3 separate regions of the Homo sapiens genome follow, and regions 1 and 3 are each linked to region 2. Evidence: read pairs that join two places in POLR2A ChIA-PET (ENCODE). Cell type or tissue: CD4-positive, alpha-beta T cell. All regions are shown on one strand. Links, peaks and the distances in the headings refer to the core of each region. The heading gives the core; the rest is flanking DNA.

Evidence for each region. ChIA-PET counts read pairs that join two places held together with the same protein. Peaks named below come from ENCODE experiments on the same cell type or tissue, not always from the same donor. Only the 100,000 strongest peaks of a DNase experiment are listed, where the experiment ranks them.
Region 1: POLR2A ChIA-PET joins it to region 2 with 25 read pairs; 6 of 35 experiments call an interaction of 5 or more read pairs at or near these places.
Region 3: POLR2A ChIA-PET joins it to region 2 with 18 read pairs; 12 of 35 experiments call an interaction of 5 or more read pairs at or near these places.

The regions. Positions count from the first base shown.
Region 1 is chrX:107,823,249-107,829,251 of GRCh38, forward strand. It overlaps MID2 (midline 2), which reads left to right and starts at 2,618. Exons shown (of 10, transcript NM_012216.4): 1 at 2,618-3,182. The coding sequence starts at 3,179. RefSeq lists silencers at 3,036-3,225, 3,386-3,435. In CD4-positive, alpha-beta T cell, for the core only: no CTCF peak of the experiment used is centred there; DNase peaks (open chromatin) are centred at 2,573, 2,873, 3,023 and 3,723; H3K4me3 peaks cover 1,826 bases; H3K27ac peaks cover 562 bases.
Region 2 is chrX:107,625,212-107,631,214 of GRCh38, forward strand. It overlaps PRPS1 (phosphoribosyl pyrophosphate synthetase 1), which reads left to right and starts at 3,299. Exons shown (of 7, transcript NM_002764.4): 1 at 3,299-3,539. The coding sequence starts at 3,418. RefSeq lists a silencer at 3,137-3,186. In CD4-positive, alpha-beta T cell, for the core only: no CTCF peak of the experiment used is centred there; DNase peaks (open chromatin) are centred at 3,180, 3,730 and 4,510; H3K4me3 peaks cover 2,596 bases; H3K27ac peaks cover 1,178 bases.
Region 3 is chrX:107,773,183-107,779,185 of GRCh38, forward strand. TSC22D3 (TSC22 domain family member 3) reads right to left here and starts at 2,605. Exons shown (of 3, transcript NM_198057.3): 1 at 1,918-2,605. The coding sequence starts at 2,237. It overlaps NCBP2L (nuclear cap binding protein subunit 2 like), which reads left to right and starts at 4,551. Exons shown (of 2, transcript NM_001348372.2): 1 at 4,551-4,676. RefSeq lists enhancers at 1,374-1,951, 1,952-2,528, 2,805-2,854 and silencers at 2,617-2,911, 2,885-2,944. In CD4-positive, alpha-beta T cell, for the core only: a CTCF peak has its summit at 4,144 (motif pointing left); DNase peaks (open chromatin) are centred at 2,759, 3,249 and 4,139; H3K4me3 peaks cover 2,574 bases.

The DNA.
Region 1 (6,003 bases), core at 501-5,500, 200 kb after region 2:
TTCTTAGGTATCTTTCAGAAGAGTCTATGCTCATACAAGCATTCATAGACATATACCTGCCTGCTTCTGTATGCGAATAGTAGGAAATCATACACAGTTCTGCACTTTGCTTTTTTCATTTCATAATATCTGAGATTGTTTTATATATATATATATATATATGTATTATCATACAAATGCATATATGTAATTATTTTAATGACTACATATCTTATTTATCCCCTCTTCTATCAGGCTGGATTCAGCAGACTTCTGACTCATTAACTTTTAAAAAAATAATTTTTTGTGCCAAAAACCACATAACATAAACTTCATCCTTCCAACAATTTTCAAGTGTACAGTACAATATTGTCAACCACATGCATATTGTTGTGCAACAGATCCCCAGAACATCCCCCTCATCCTGCATGACTGAAATTCCACACCCACTGAACAACTCTTTCCTTTTCCCTCCTCGCAGTCCCTGACAACCAGCATTCTACTTTCTGTTTCTATGAGTTGACTATTTTAGACAGTCATATAAGTAGAATCATGGAATATTTGTCTTTTTGTGACTGGCTTATTTCACTTAGCATAATGTCCTCAAGGTTCATCAACTTTGTAACATGTGACAGGATTTCCTTCTTTTTTTGAAACTGAATAATATGCCCTTGTGTATATATACCATATTTTCTTTATCTATTCATCTCTTGATGGACATTAAATTTGCTTCTGCCTCTTGAATGATGCTGCTGTAAGCGTGGGTTTGCCAGTATCTTTTTGAGATCCTGTTTTCTATTTGCTTGGATATATATCTAGAAGTAAGATTGTTTAATCATATAGTAGTTCTATTTTTAATTTTTTGAGGAACCTCCATACTATTTTCCATAGCAGCTACACCAGTTTACATTCCCTTGCATAGTGGCTGTACCTTTTTACAATAGTGTGCAAGGGTTCCAATCTCTCCACAACCTTAACACTTATTATTTTCTGTTCTAATTTTATTTTTTGTAGAGACACGTTCTATTCATGTTACCCAGGCTGATCTCTAACTGCTGGTCTCAAGTGACTCTCTTGCCTCAGCATCCCCTCCTGAGTAGCTGGGATTACAAGTGTGAACCACACCTTGCCGTATTTTCCTGTGTGTTTGTTTTGTGTGTGTGTGTGTGTGTGTGTGTGTGTGTGTGTGACCATCCTAATGGATGTGAAGTGATATTTCATTGGGGTTTGATTTGCATTTCCCTAACAATTAGTGATGTGGATCATCTTTGCATATGCCTGTTGGCCACTTGTATATCTTCGTTGGAGAAATGTCTATTCAAGTCTTTTGTCCACTTTTAAGAGTTTTTTTTTTAATTGAGCTATAGAAGTTCTTTATACATTCTGGATATTAGCACATTATCCGATATATGGTTTGCAAATATTTTCTATCATTTTGTAGGTTGCTTTTTCACTCTGTTGATTGTGTCCTTTCCTGTGCAGATGTTTGAAAGTTTTATGGTCCCATTTACCTATTTTTGCTTTTGTTGCCTGTGCTTTAAGTGTGACTCACTAACTTTTACTTCTCTTAGGGGCCAGACTTTCATCAGGAGAGCCTGGTTGTGACTTTTGTCTTGGTTTCCACCTCAGTGCTCTCTAGCACATTGTTTAACAGGAGTGTTGACTGATTACTATTGGTTCCCTGAAGGGATATACCAAGAGATACCTCAATTTTTCTGGACTTGTTCCTATGCACAATGATGGGAGGCGTGTGTGTGTGTGTGCTGGGGTGAGTCTTCCCATTTTCTCATTTCTTTCCCCTTCTTCTCCCTTTTTGCCCCAAGTTAGAAACAGAGTCTCTTATGGGGCTTCCTGCTCTTTCCCTCTCCCATCCACCTTTTGAGTCGGGTGGTGGTCTCTGAGCCAATGACAGGTCAGCAAACAGGCTGATTCCAGACCAATGGGAGGATGCTGGATTCCAAATGGACCAATTAGCTTATTAGGGACCTGGAATAGCTGGATAGCTAGCATCTGCCTCATTGTCCATGTGGTAACGACCCTCTTGTTTTACTGGTCAACAATTTGAAGGTACAAGAAAAATCCTACTTTTTTTTTTCTTTTGATGGTTTTAATCCACCTCCACAACTTCTGCCCGAGGCCAATAAAACACAGCCATTCTTTTTTTGTAAAAAGAAAGAGAGGTTCGGTTTCCTTCAATTGTCTGCCCTTTTCTATCTCCTCCACTATTTTTGTTTTACTCTGTAGTTAACTTTGCATAGAGCAGCTTCATAGGGAGGATCTCTGCGGTGGACCCGGCTCTCTCTTCTTATTACCCGTTGCAAAGGCCTCTTTCTTGTTCTAACCTGGGGGTTTGTGGGGTTGGGGGACAGGGGGATTGGGGAGTGGGAGAAGAGTTTAGCCATAGCCTTCCTTCTGCATTTCACACACATTTAGCTATCTCTGTCGCTCTGTCACACACACACACACGCACATACACACCATACACACACACACGCACACCCGTCCGGGTCCCTCTCGGTGTGTCTTCCTTCAAGATGACAGGGCGCTGGAGAAAAGGCTGCTGGAATCAGCTGGTAGGTACAGTAGTAACCCGAGCCCCACCCACCGGCTGCCTTTGCTTGCTCAGGTTTCTCCGGTCACTCCTGCCAGGGGAGAAGACATGTAAACGTGCCTCCAGAGGAAGGGCTGGGGGAGCTGGGAGTGGCGGGGGCGGCGGAAGGTGAGCCTGGGAAGGTGGCCGAGCACCCCTTCTTCTTGGGCCCTTCCCAGTGCTCCCTTGGGGTGTCAGCCCCAGCCCCGTTTGCCCCCACTCCGCCTCCCTTTTGGAAGGGATTGCCTTTTTTTTCCTCTGCGGCGGCGGAAATGACAGTGTGGTGCTGCCGTGGTGTCATGGTGCTGCCCCTGGACTGAGGGGCGAAAACTCTTAAGTTTAGCTCGGGAGGCCCAGCTGCGGTAGCATCGCGGCCGCCGTGCTGTCCCCTGCGGGGCGCGCGGGCTGGCGGATCCCGGCTGCTGCGCGGCGTCGGCGACGGTAGCGGCAGCGGCGGCGAAGGCGGGCGGCGGCCTACAGTGGTAGCGGCGGCGGCGGCGACCGGGGCCCGGGAGCTCGCGCCGGAGCCCGAGCCAACCCGCTGCGGAGGCAGACGAGAGCCCAGCGCCCTCGAGCGAGCGGAGGAGATGGCTGGCACCTGGGAACGCTATGGGTAAAACGCGCCCCCTCGCCGCGGCCCTGGAGGTCGAGCGTCGTAGCCCTCGCAGGGCTAGTCTCCGGCTCCGGCCGCTTTTCAGGTGCCGCCGGGGCCCGGCGTTGGCCGAGGGCTCTCCGGCTCGGCGAGGCAGGGTGATGGGGCCCGCGAGGCTCGAAACGGCGACGGGGGCCCCAGCTCAGCTCCGGCTCTCAGTCATGCTGTTGGGGCCCGGGTTCCTGCCACTGCCCTCCTGGGACGGAGTTTGCACTCCGGGGTGCGGGGCGGGGGCGGCCGAGGCCTCTGCGCAGCCTGGCCGGGCCCGGCGCGGGCAGTCGAGCGAATCCCCCGGCGCCTGGGCGCGAGTCTGGGAAAGGGCACGGCCGCCTTCCCACGCTCCCGCAGCCGGCAGCCTCCTCGGCCCAGGCGTCGCCCCTTGGCCGGCCGTCTGCCGGGCGGTGCTGTCGCAGCAGCCGGCGTGGCTGCGGACGCCCTGCCGGCGGGGAGGCCCGGTGAAACTTAATCCCTTTTCTGCCAGGGAGCGATCCTCGAGTCTCCGTCTGGATGGTTCCTTATTTCTGGCCTAGCTGTGAAATCAGCTCTGTGGGGGAGAGGGAAAACTTACATATGTCCACAGGACAGACTGCGACGCAACCAGGGAGAGTGGGGATTTTCCATTCCTGCCTTGTAAGAATTAAGTAAATAACGGCGGAGTAGATTTACAGAAACATTACTGGTGATGATAAGGTTTAGGTTACTTAGCACTTCGTGTGTTGCACATTATTTTTCAGAGGTGTTTCTTCTTAGAGCAGGAAATTGAAATCCTGCAGTCGTTGTACTCTTTACTTTCTCTCTTCCACGGTCCCCTACCCGTTTTCAGGATCACTCACCTTCCTATGTCACAACGCTTACTTGCCTACCCAAATCCCCCAGCAGAGCCCCTTGGACCCCAGCCTTTCCCCATCAACGTGTGCACTCCCAGCCTCCCAGCCATGCAGCATCTTACTTCTCAACCACTTTGCCTTTTTGAGGATTTCTGAGTGTGGGGCGGATAGATGGTGATGGTTGTGTGTCTCTGAGGATGAGCCCTTATAAAGGAATATATTGGAAACTAAATAGAGAAGTACTGTGTGTGGGTTGATCCCTCTGATTCTCAAGTTGGGCCAGAAGGGCTGCCTTTAACCCCATTCTGCTCCGTCCCAGTACTCTAATCAGTTCTCTGGCAATATTCCAATAGAAGGGAGTTGCTGAATAGGGAGTTCTCCTCCCCTACTTTTCTTCTGTTTGGGGAGTGGTTTCATTGTACCCCAGATGGTTAGCTTCCCCCTGCCCACCCCCGACCCTCACATCCCCCTGTCTGTCTCCTCTCATGACTGTACTGAGGGAGAAACTGTCTTTGCTATTTTTATATATTCTTGCCCAATCAATGAACTTAACATGGATATGTAATGTGAATTAGATTTTTCCTGGTTGCTCCTCACAACTTGATTTATGTGTTTGTTATAGTTTGGATATTTATCCCTGCCCAAATCTTATGTACAAATGTAATCCCCAGTGTTGGAGGTGGGGCCTGATGGGAGGTGACTGCGTCATGGGAACAGATTTCTCATGAATGGTTTAGCACCATCACCTTGGTTGACTGTGAGTCCTTGTGATAGTGAGTAATCTCTCCTGAGATCTGGTCGTTTAAAAGTGTGTGGCACTTCCCCCCAGCTCTCTTTCTCCCTTGCTTCTGCTCACACCGTGTGAGAATCTCCTGCTCCCCATTCGCCTCCCTCCATGATTGTAAGCTTCCTGAGTCCTCCCTAGAAGCAGATGCTGGCATCACACTTCCTGTACAGCCTGCAGAACCATGACCCAATTAAACCTCTTTTCTTTTCTTTTCTTTCTTTCTTTTCTTTTTTTTTTTTTTTTTTTGAGACAGGGTCTTGCTTTGTTACCCAGGCTGGAGTGCAGTGTCACATTCACAGCTCACTGCAGCCTCCACCTCTCGGGCTTAAGCAATCCTTCTCCCTCAGCATCTCAAGTAGTTGGGAACACAGGTGCATGCCACCACACCCAGCTAATTTTTGTATTTTTTGTAGAGATGGCGTTTTGCCATGTTGCCCAGGTTGGTCTGGAACTCCTGAGGTCAAGCTGTCTGAGGGCCTCGCCAAGTGCTGGGATTACAGGCGAGAGCGACAATGCCCAGCCTACCTCTTTTATTTATAAATTACCCAGTTTCAGGTATTTCTTTAAGGCAATGCAAGAATAGCTAATGTAGTGGTTAAAACACAGGTCCAGGAGTCAAGAAGATCAGAGTTCATCCCAAATATGATGATACATTGGCTTATGGCTTTAGGACATTCCTATGACTTTTCTTTCATAGTTGGTGCACTTGTGTAAAAGCTATAATATTGTGTACTGGGTATTGTTAGTCTTGACTTGGTCCTTTGAAGATGAAAGGGTTCTGTAAACCCTCAGCATTATACTTTTTTTTTCCTTTGAGACGAAGTCTCGCTCTGTCACCCAGGCTGGAGTGCAGTGGTGTGATCATGGCTTGCTGCAGTCTTGACCTCTCTGGCTCAAGCAATCCTCCCATCTCAGCTTCCTTAGTAGCTGGGACTATAGGCACACACCATCACACCCGGCTAATTTTTGAATATTTTGTAGAGACAGGATTCACCATGTTTCCCAGTCTGGTCTCAAACTCCTGAGCTTAAGGGATCCACCTGCCAAGTCCAAGTGTTGGGATTACAGGTGTGAGCCACCACACCCAGCCAACATTATACTTTTCAAAGAAAGCACTTCCTTTACCTTTTACTGAGTTAGTGGATTGACTGGGTGTAAGCAGGAATCT
Region 2 (6,003 bases), core at 267-5,266:
TTCCTGCCTGGGAGATCCACCTCCTCTCAATCATTGCCTGTCAAAACCCTACTCATCAATCAAGGCCTAGTTCATGTGCTTCTACCTCCAAAAATATTTCCCAGGATACTCCATGCAGAGGTGATATCTTCTACCTCTGGACCTGCAGAGCATTTTGTTTGGGCCTTATGGGAGACTTCTAGTTGCATACCCAAAATTCATTCTCTCTTCTTTCTGGGAACAGGGCCACCTAACAAAACATTTCCTAGTCTTTCTTGCAGTTAGGTGCGAATTGTGACTGAGCTCTTGCCAAAGGGATGTGAGAGAAAGTGGGATGGATAAATTTCATCTCACTTGCTTAAAAGGAAATCCCTTGCCTAGACCTCTTCTCTGAGCTAGAATGTGGATGTGTCCATGACCTAGCATGGAGCAGAATCATCCCACTGGCTTAGACCAGCCAGCCTGTTATGCAAGAGAGAAATAATTTGTCTTACTAAAGCCGCTATATTTTAGAGTCTCCTTGTTACAGCAGCCTCCACATTATCCAAGCACAGGCTTCTCTATGGTAGCGTATTACATTGTCTGTGCTTTGTAATTATTTGTATAAATGTCTTATCAACTTTCTTTGGAAGTTAACTCCTAATCGGTCTTCCTGCTTCCTATCTTGCCTCCTACACTCTGTTCTCAGTAGCTGGGGTGATCTTTTTAAAAGGGAAGTTAGATTATGTCACTCTTTGCTAAAAATTCTTACTCAGTTAAAGCAAAAACCCCTAAAATAACCTATAAGGTTCTGCATGATCAGCACTCTCCCCACAATCCCTTTTTTTTTTTTTTTTTGGAGACAGGGTCTCTCTCTGTCACCCAGGCTGGAGGGCAGTGGCGCGATCTCGGCTTACTGCAATCTCTGCCTCCCAGGCTCAAGTGATCCTCTCATTTCAGCCTCCCCAGAAGCTGGGACTACAGGTGCTTGCCACCATGCCCAGCTAATTTTTGTATTTTTTGTAGAGATAAGGTTTTGCCATGTTGCCCAGGCTGGTCTGCAAATCCTGAGCTCGAGTGATCCGCCCGCCTCGGCCTCCCAAAGTACTGGGATTACAGACATGAGCCATCGTGCCCACCTGAGTCCCCCAATCACTGTTTTGTTTTGTTTTGTTTAGACAGAATCTCACTCTGTCGCCCAGGCTGGAGTGCAGTGGTGCGATCTCCGCTCACTGCTGCAACCTCTGCCTCCCAAGTTCAAGTGATTCTCTTGCCTCAGTGGGACTACAGGTGCCCACCACCACGCCTGGCTAATTTTTGTATTTTTTGTAGAGACGAGGTTTCGCCACGTTGCCCAGGCTGGTCTTGAACTCCTGAGCTCAAGTGATCCGCCCACCTCGGCCACCCTGAGTGCTGGGATTACAGGCGTGAGCTACCGTGCCTGGCCGGCCTCCAATCACTCTTATCTCATTGACCTCACTTTCCTCCTTTTCTCTTATAGATACATTCCACCTCCACCACACAACACTCGTCCCGCATTGGTATTCCTCAAACAAGCGAGATACATCTGCCTTAGGGTATTTGCCCTTTCTGTTCTCTTTGCTTATCGAGATATCAACATGGCTCATTTTTTTGTTTTTTTTTTCCTCCTTCAGGTCTTTGCCCAAATGTTACCTTCCAAGACAGGTCTTCTCTGACCACCCTACTTAAAATTGTACTCCTCTCCTCTACACTCTGGCACATTATCCCACTTTCCTTGCCTGATTTTTTTTTCCACAACACTTATTGCCATTTGACATACTATGCATTTTGCTTATTTACATGTTTATTGTTTGAGAATGTAAACTCCATGACAGCAGGGTATTTTTAATTGTTTACTAATGTATTCTTGTGCCAATACACAGGGCCTAGCACATAAAGAATGTTCACTAAATATTTATTGAATGAACGAATCCCTTGGGGCAAATACTTTGTAGTCCCCTCAACGCCTTGCACACTGCCTTGCATGCAATAGAACACTCAGTAAATATTTGATGAATGGCCTATGATGGAAGACTACTAATATTCTGCCTTGCAGTTTACTTCCTTCTCCAAGTATTCCTATATACATGGGCCTACATTAAATTTCTGAGCTTGTAAAAGTGCAAAAAAGGTCAGAAGGAGAAGTCCTCCATGGACACTGCTGAAAATAGCAGTAAGACAAAGACAGGATGCTGCTTTGAGTATTTTCTGCCTTTGCCACTTAGATAAATCCCTCTCCCACCTCCATCTCAGTTTTATCATATGTAAAACGACTATATGATCTCTGAGGTCCCTTCTATTTTTACATTTGGTAGTTATGAGCACTATGGTCACTTTTGATTCCAGAATTGTATGATTTTTATCTTCTCCTAACCCATGCTTAAAATATGCTTAATGGAAACATGGTGCAAGAATAAAGGCTCACTTAGGTCCAATTAACAAGTATCGCTATAAAAATAATAAAACATGGTGTAAAAGGCCACATTAGCAACATGTAGCTGATGACATTGAGGCTTACATGAGGCAGACAGGACTAAAACCCAGGTTTTTTCAAATCCCTTCAGGGCTCTTTATCTGAAGTCCCATAGAACACTATACTTTCTTTCCTTTCCGAGGGCTATAAAAGTTAGATCTTTATTGTCCAGATAGTTTGGAAAATCCATCTTCCTTCACTTGTTTCAACATACTTGGTTCCAGCACTAGAAACAAAACAACTTTCTCTTGCAGTGTCTCTTGGATGATTCAGGTGGCATGCCTTCAGTCACTTCCCCCATGTAAACTGTCTTGCAGGCAAAGGCGACACTGCAATTACAATGGGCAAGCAAACTCCTTGCATGCACGTCTGTGATGTAAAAGTGTTTTAATTCAGCCCCATCCTTATAAAGAGATAAAAAATGTGTTCAGAAACATGCAAACTCGTGGCTGTCATCCTGATAAACAGATTTTCTTAAAGGAAACTGTAAACCAGAGCCAGACTTACTTTCCTGCGCTGAGGGAGGGGAAATAAAAAAGCAGGCATGGTTGATTTCCCGCTAGCGGGAACGATCTGGCCTCAGACGTCACCAGCATCCCTCCACCCCCAGTCCAACGTCTCCTGTCCCCAACAGCCTAGCTACAGGGGGCCGGGCTATGGGTTAGTCTCGCCCCCGTTCATGCTCTTCACCCAATACCTGAGAGAATCGGAAGGAGGCAGAGCTACACCGAGGACCAAACCCCGCCCTTCGCTCCCTCTTAGCTAATCGTTGCCAGCGGGGTGTGGACTTCGCCGCTGACCCCACCTCCGCCGCTTTGGGTAATTTAGAGCCGCGCGCCGGGCGGGAATGTAAGATGGCGGAGTAGCAACGCAAAGCGCTTGGTATTGAGTCTGTGGCCGACTTCGGTTCCGGTCTCTGCAGCAGCCGTGATCGCTTAGTGGAGTGCTTAGGGTAGTTGGCCAGGATGCCGAATATCAAAATCTTCAGCGGCAGCTCCCACCAGGACTTATCTCAGAAAATTGCTGACCGCCTGGGCCTGGAGCTAGGCAAGGTGGTGACTAAGAAATTCAGCAACCAGGAGACCTGGTAAGGACCAAGTTGGGACCCTGACTAGACCTCACCTGCCCAGGCGGCAGAGTATAGGAGGGATGGGGTCGCCGCTTGAGCTCAAACAGACTGGGGGTTGGGGGGAGAGGGTGCAGCTCTGTGACTAGCCTACCCCACGGGCTGTTTCCGTTATTTTACCTCTCGCGGGAGGGTCACGTTCATTCTTACCGTGCGGTGGGGTGGAGTCAAAAGATGGAGTGTGAGGCGAAGCTTCTGCGTTTGAGGGCAAGGGCTGGGGGACCCAATAGATAGTGGCTGCATAGAGCGACGAGAGGGGACCGACGCTTAGCCAGGGCGGTAGGGACACGTGGCTTGGCTTTGCTGTTGAGCCACCCAGGCTGGACTGGGTTGCTTCAGCTCTTAGACTAGCTTGCATTTAGAGAGCCTACCTGCGTACTGAGCTCTCCTGGTCTTTCTTTTCCTAGAGTCCAATAAGCAGCTTTTTGATTCGAAATGGTGTTGGTCCGTTCGGCTTGGTGTTGAGGGAAACTGACATTATATACTGCAGGCGCCAAAATTATTACGACTTCCCTTAGATCAGCAAGCGTTGGCTTTTCTCATCTTATGAATCATCTACCTGAGTAATTGGAGCCATAAATCTAGTTGATTTGTTAAAGTGATGCGTTGACTCTGCATCCTTGATAGCCAGCATCTCAGCTTGAGCCATCCAAAAAATCTTGGAAATCTCAATTCTGGAATGTTTGACCTTCCCCAGTGCAGCTAGTGGTACAGATAATGCAAAAGCGTATTTTTCAGTAACCGAGTCCATCCTGGACTTGGCTCCTTCTTTAAGCTCTGTGTAGGGAATTTAGGAAACAATTTTATACCTGAATGTTAAAGATAATTGAGGACAGGCAATGTAGTGGAAGACTAGGATTGGACAGTGCATTGCAACTTGCGTTTTTTCCATTGCCTTGCCAGTAAAACTTGCTTCCTCGACTCCGACTTACACCCTCTACCGGCACCATGGGACTGTTTTAGAGATGACTTGGTTACCTGATTATTTCAGTGCCCCTTCCACCTAAGTGTGGGATCTTTAGTTTCTGATAGGTGTAATTTGTATTTTATTGTTACCCTATCGATTAAATCAGAGCCCTGCCCACAATCTTACAGATTTGTTAAGGGGAAAGTTTTCACCTAATAATCAGATAAGAATATTTCGAATATTTTTTCCTAAATGTTTTTGCTTACTTTTTTGCTTTCTTTGGACTGATTTCCAAGTTTAACTCGCCTTATCTCTTTTAGACCCAGCTGATAAAGTAATGTCACCGATAATGGACAGCTTCTTCCCGAATTATTGTGCTACTGATTGTGATGCAAATGATAGTGTAAACATTGCCATCTGTAACCAGGCAATACCTTAGTTAAAAGAGGCTTACAAACTGCTGTCTTTAGATTTTTCCAAACCATTATGGCTCATGGGCCTTAATAAAGAATACAAAACAGGACTAGACTTTGTGATTGGCAATATAGTTAGGGGACAAGAATGTTTTTCATTTAGAGGTTTTCTTTGGCCCCTGTGGATATTTAATCCTTTTCCTATGCGTCTAGGAAAAATGTGAAGGCATGAAAGCTTTATTTTCTCCTTGTGTTAATCCTTCTGCCCTCTGCATAATGCAGCACCCCAGAACCTGAGGCTATATTGGGAGAGGAGAGGGGGAGGACAACTTAGTTTTCTACTGATTGATTTCTATTAAGTCCAACATGGATAATTGCTGACTGGTTAGATTTTCTTGTTTCTGGCTTAATCATTAGCTTCTTGTTTCCTAGATATTCTGAAATCTTCATTGAACATAATCACATTTTTTTTTATGGAGTTCCCCCTATCTTTGTTTTTCCTATACTGAAGAAATGGTAACTGCTCCCTATAACTGCTCCCCCAGGTGACTCTTGGTTGATGCTCTCTTGAGCAGAGTAGCTTTTCTTCTAACATAAGGATCATCCTTGGCTGTCTGGTTATTTAGGAAACACACACACACACACACACACACACACACACACACGGAGGGGGTGGGTGTTAAAAGTGCTGAAATCAGAGAACTTGGATCTGAATCCTTAACCTTTCTTTGCCCCAATAATCTAATCTGTAAAGTAGTACCTACCCATACTGTTGTTATGAGGATTAAATGAGATAGAAGTAAAGTTCTTAGGATCTTGTCCAAAACATAATAAGTACAACAGTAAATGTTGACAAGAAGGGGTGGTGATAATATTGCAGAAAATGTGGAAAATTTAGAACACGGAAGGGAGAAGATATGCCTCTTAATTCTGCCACCTGACATAAATGTCACATTATCATTTCTGACCTCCCAGATATTTGTGTAAGATACACTTTTTCAAGAATGTTTAATACATTTATAGCTCTCTTCACTTAGCAATATATTTTGAACAGTTTCTCCCTTTAATATTTAGTATATATGATTTTCTTTTTTTATTATTAAAG
Region 3 (6,003 bases), core at 276-5,275, 150 kb after region 2:
GTATTCCCTTTCCACAAACCCAAACAACCAGGATGCTCCCGAGGTGTGGCAGAAGGAAACACTTTGATCTCAGGCTTTTAGCCTCACACTTCCCTCACCCAGGTTTGACCCTCCTAGGGCCAGAACCAGAAGAGGCGCCCCCTCTCACACTTTCCTAAAGCCTGGAGTGGCAGTTTCTCTCCCAGTTGAACAAATGCAAATGCTACAAGCGCTCTTTCCAGGTTTTTCTACTACCCCTCCCCCACTGCCACTCTCCAACAGAGACAGGCGGGATCCTTAGGAGCCTGTTAGGGCTTTCGCTTGGCAGGATTTCAACGTCTGTGGGCTGAATACACTTGTAGTAATCTTTCACTAGAAATGAAGATTCCCTCGAAACCTTTCTGCCCGCAGCCTGGTTTATTTTATTTTATTATTTTTAAAAATTCAGCCTGGTTTATTTTAGACAATGAGATAATTTGATGCCTAAAGTGAAATAATAGATGAGAAAGGGCTTCAATGGTGTCGAAAATGCCCGAGGAATACGACTTGTTATAATAACACTAACGAGGTTAGCGGCCCTGCTTGTCTTGCCCAGAATCACTGGGGCTGGGCTGAGCGGGAGGCGATGGTGGATTTGTCTTGGGGCAAGGGAGGCAAACCTGCTCTTAGCATTAAGTGAGAATAGCGCCTGCCTTTCTCGATTGCTTTTAAAATTTCCTATTTGAGCCTGCTTGCATTCTAAATATTTTGTAGGTGCTCAGAATTTCTTATCACTTTGTCTGGGCACATCGCCTGCCTACAGCCTAGAATCTCAGAGCTAAAAGGAACCTTGGAGAGACTAGAGAGGTCAGGCGACTTGCTCAGGCTCATACAAACAGGTGAAGCCATAACTTGTACTACAACCCAGGTCTCCCACAGTGGCGATGTCTTTCTCTTACATAACCTGTGTTGTTGAGCAAGAATAAATCCTCGCTTATACACTCACACACACATGTTGGTGCCCTATCCTGATGGCGCTAAGGACACTAAATCCATGGCTGGGTTTCCTGATGTTGTCTGCCCTGCCTCTAAATTGCCTCAGTTGTTCCCAGAGACTGGTTCTTGCCAGAGTGTCTCAAACTGAAGGACAGCAGCTGCCTTGGGTCTTCCCATTGTGTTTTTTCCCTCCCTTGTCCTCTCCTTGCCTCCCCAGCAGGATTTCTAGAAAGCTTGACCGGTACACCAATACACGCCTGCAACGACATGGATTCATCCGCCCTCCTGCCACACATAGTTCTTGAGGCACTCAAGATGTCCTAGGGTGCTCTCTGGGGTTGCGCTTAGCTTACATTTGAAATTTAACGCTGTGATCCATGGAGGAGGCGAATCCCTCCCATCCAGAGGCTCAAGAAATTCTCACAAGTCTCTGATTTTTAAAAATTTTCCCCTCCCCATCTCCCTCTCCTACCACCAGCAGTTTAATTTGTCTTGACATTTTGCTTGCCCTCACTGTCAGTCAGGGGCACTCAGTAATTTTAAAGCCCTTGTAGTTTCAATCTGATTTTGCACATTTGAGATGGGCTTTTGAGAAGGGTAGAACTTGGAACTCAAGAAGACCCCATGGCAGAATCTCCAAAGGGGCTATGGAAATGTATGCATTTGAGGAGCGGGTACTTTCAGCTACCTCCAAACCATCTGGGGTCTGCCCACCTTCTAGGCCCCAGCGTCCCCATCAGAAAGCCTTTGCAGGCAGCTTTCAGAATAGGGCTTGCACCTGCCAGTCCTCCCCTCAGCTCCGCGGTACTCCAGGCAACCTCAAGGTCCAGTCACTGTAGCCTGAGTCAGACCTCCCCAGTACCCCTCCTGAACTTCCTAGTTGCCCCTTTTGCCAGAGATGAGGGTGCAGCAGAGGCTGGTGGGAGCAAGGACCGAGTTGCCGCCGTGTGCCGAGCCACCCACCTGTGGAAGAAGAGCAGGATGGAGAGCATGGTCTGGTCGATGTTGCGGTTGCAGATGCCCTCGTTGATCAGGTAGCAGGGGTCCCGCAGCACCGGCTCTAGCGAATCCTGCCGCATTATGCTGTTGAGCTTGTCGGTATTGAGGTTCTCAAAGACCAGCTTTTCCTGCAGCTGCCGAAAGTTGCTCACTGTAGGGCTGCCCGGGTTGTTGTTCTCCCCGCTGCTGCCTCGCTGGAGCCCACTCCGATGGGCCAGGTCCAGGCAGCAGTTGCAGCAGTCGAGGCCGACAGGTGAGCGGCAATCGAGCTTGGACTGGGCCATCTTCTCAGGCTCGGAGGTCGCCTGGCCTGCGAGGTCAGGGGCGGCTGGCAGGTGCGCGCCCACCGAGCTGGCCTGAGGGGACTCCAGGGTGCCTGGAAAAGACAAGCTGTGAGGAAAAGAGTTGGAAATTAGCGCCTAAAGCCAGCCACCTTCGGCTCGGCCCCCTTCTGGCTGTACTGCTCCGGGTGCGAATAGAAACAGCTGGACAAACAGCTCCGAGCGGATCCTTCGGGCTCACTTCCTCCTCTTCCTCCTTCTCCTCCCCCTCCTCTTGAGGCCGGGGGCCGCCCCCCTGAGGTGCCACACGCGGCCCCAGCGCAGTCCCAAGTTTCCCAAGTGTGAGCGGGGATTGGGGCGGACCTGTGGAGGCAGGAAGGGCGGGCAGCAGGGCAGAGGGAGAGCCAGGGCGCGCCCTTGCTCCCTCCCTCCTTTGCTCCCTCCCTCCCCGGTTTGCAGGCTCTCAGGCTCTCGGGCTCCCCTGGGCTGTGACGGCTGAGCGGTGGCAGGAGCTGAGAGCGAGTGAGCTAGTTAGCGGTCTGCACGCCCGGGAGTCAGCACTGGGATATGACAGCATGTAAATTACCCTAGAGGGGACGGCGGAGAACGGTCCTCCGCCACTTCTCCGGCTGGCGGGCGGGGGCCCCGAGCGGCTGGATCCTGTCCCTCCACCCCTCGCCCCACCCCGCCCGCACCCTTGTGCCCTGGCATCCACGCTGCCGCTCGCACCCTCGCCCGCGCTCCTGGGAGCCGGCCCGGCTCTCACTCTCTCGGCGAGCCGGACGCTTCGGTTCAGGCTCTTTCAGCGCTCATGGCGCATCCTCCGCCAGAAATACGCACGCAGCCCACCCGGGCTGCCGTGCCCCCTCAGTGGCCCGGTCTCGCGGGGCTCGAGCTCGGCGTGAGGGCAAATGTCTCTAGTCTCACCTCGAATGGGTCCCCCTACAGAAGAGACGACGCCCTCGAGAGCCCCAAGTGTTGTAGCCTTAAACTGCCGCCCTCCAAAGCCCCCCTTTTTCTGGGGGGGGGGCGTGCAAGGAGAGCGGTTGCCTCTGCAGAGAGTCAGAGAGTGCCAGGCACACATTAGGAGTACCCAATAAATGCCGTAAGCAAAACTCAGAGAAGCACGCTCAAACTCTCCTCAGTTTCTGTCTCTTTCTGCTTACTTAACGATATCGTCACCTCCTTTCCCCAGCTCGCTGTGTCCTCTCTTCCCTGAACCCCTCAGAGGCAGTCTCTGTCCCGGTTTCCCTCTGCCCCTTCGCCGTCTCTCCTCAGTCCTCCCCTTCCTTCTCTCTGCTCTTCTGCTTCCACTCATTCCACTATTTCCCTTATTTTTTCTCTTTTCTTTACCCATTTCCTCTACTTTCTCCCCCATTTCCATTCTTTTACCTTTCTTTCCTTATTTCTTTTCTCCTTTTCTCTATTTCCTCATTTCCCCTTTCTCCCCTTTCCTCTTTTCTCTCATTTTTCTCTCCCCTACCCCCGCCATTTCCCTTATTTTCCCCTCATTTCTTACTTCAGCACCCCCTCTTTTTCCTCACTTCACTTACCTTCTCCTATTTCTCCAAATTTGTTGTCCTTCTCCTTTTCTGAACCTTACCTGCCACCTTAGTTGATCTCCGTCTGTCGTTACCCTTTCAATAGATGTAGCGATTGCATGTTCACAGGCCTGAGGGGCGTGCCCCAGCTCTGTAAGATGGAGGGATGTTCTGGGTGGGCAAGTGGTGGGTTTCCAGGGTTTCTCAGGACTCAGAGACTTGGAATACTTTAAATGTGTAGGATTAAATAACGATTAGTGTCTGAAAAAACTAAACTTTTCATGACGTTCAGTTTTCACGTAAAACTGACTTACATTTCAGTCAGTACTCCCCACCCCCGCATCGGCTCCTTCATTCACAAGTCTGGCCTTTGAAATAGAGCAGCATATACTGCCATCTAGTGTCCAAGACGTTGAACGTTCTCTGCCTGCGTCACAGAAGCTCGGAGAGGCACCAGAGGTACCTCCTGGTGGAATCCACAGTGCGTTGGTTCCAAGAGTAGCAGGGAAGAAGTGTAGGAGGCGGAGCTGCTACACTAAGAGAGTTCTGTGGCCAAGCTAATAGGCAGGAACACGCTCCTACACTAAGAGAGCTCCAGCTAATAGGCAGGAACACCAATTAGGGCCAGAGCCGCCCTTTTTTCTAGTGGAGCTTCACTTGGCCTGAGTCCCTGCGGATTGGACTTCCATAGATTTGAAACTTCCTCCGGGTACCACAAGCATCAGGCCTGTGATTAAGAGCAAAGAGCGGCCAACTATTGTAACTCTTATTCCCAAGGCCCTGTGGGTCCTATATGTGCCCTGCAACTTGGGGAAAATGGAGGTGGGGTTGTGGTCTCTATGCTGTAGCAGCCGGAAAGCCAAAAACAAGCCGTACTTCTCGCTCTTGACAGGATCCCAAGGTCAGAGGTGAAAGAGGTGCTGGGGGTCACTGACCATACCTGCAAAACTGAGAGTATGGTCCTTTCGTTCTAACAGACTGCTGAGGAGTCTCTATTTCTCCTCTCAAAAGCAAACCCTTTAGATGTATTAATTTCCCTTTTTCTTCTTCTTCGCTTTTTTTTTTTTTAAATGTTCTTGGGTAAAAGCCAGAGGAGGTAGTAGAATATGAAATTTCATCTGCATTGTGTAGACTTATAGTCTACTAAATTGTTTTGTAATTACAGTGTTTATGTTTTTTCCTCTTGTTTATAATTATTTCATGTTAAACGTTATAGCAAAATATATTAGACCCATAAATGTTTATTTAAGTTGTGTTTTGTGAACTGCTGGGACTTTTGTTTCTATATTTGCCTGAGTCCTTTTATCTTTGTGCATAACCTTGGGATGAGGCCCTGGTAGAAGTATTTCCTTCTTGGCATTTGGCACCATTAAACTCAAGATTCTGTCCCCTTGACATTTCCCTTGTTGTAGTCCTTGCTCTCAAGCAGTATTGTTAATAATTCAGTACAGCTTTCCATACTATATCCAGGTTGATCAAGAGTAAATATAATTGAGATATAAAAAAACTACATAGTTCAGAGATAGAGTTCAGGAGCTGGTATGTATTTGCATACAAGTCCAGCTTGTATTGACATATTGCACACCTCCTCAGGAGAAGGCTGACTGGGCAGGGCCACCTTGGCTCCCTTCTGTGAAGCCTTGCTTTGCTGACATATATTGCGTTGGATGGAGAGACTCCAAGCAGCAAAACGTTTTGCATAAACTAAGAAAGCGGAGGGGGGCCCCCACTTCCAGACAGAGCTGGTAGCTTTCTGGGTGGAGCAGAAAGAGGGTATAAGGGGCATCTCTTTCTTGGATGAACTCATTCAACAGTCACTGTGTGCTTGTCCTGTGTCAGGTATAGTGTAAGTGGGGATTCAGAGGTAAACAAAACAGGACAAACTCCCAAAGACTTCATGGTCTAGCTGCAGAAACAGAGCTGCAGACAGACAAAAACAGTACAAATACTAAGTGGTAATGGAGGCCTGGTGTGTGTAGGGGGAATAGGGGGTGGCATGTCTTGGGTGTGGAGGAGGGGTTAGCTCTGGCAGAAGAGAAGGACAATCTAGGTAGAGAGACTAGAGAGACTAGTGAACAGAGGCTTGGGGCTGAGAACAGTGTGTATGCTGATATCCGGGTGTGGATTACAAAGCAGTTCAGTGTTACTGGAGAATAAAATGTGAGACATGGAAGCTGGTATAGTTATAGAAGTGCTTGTTATTAATGTAATAAATAACAATATATAGA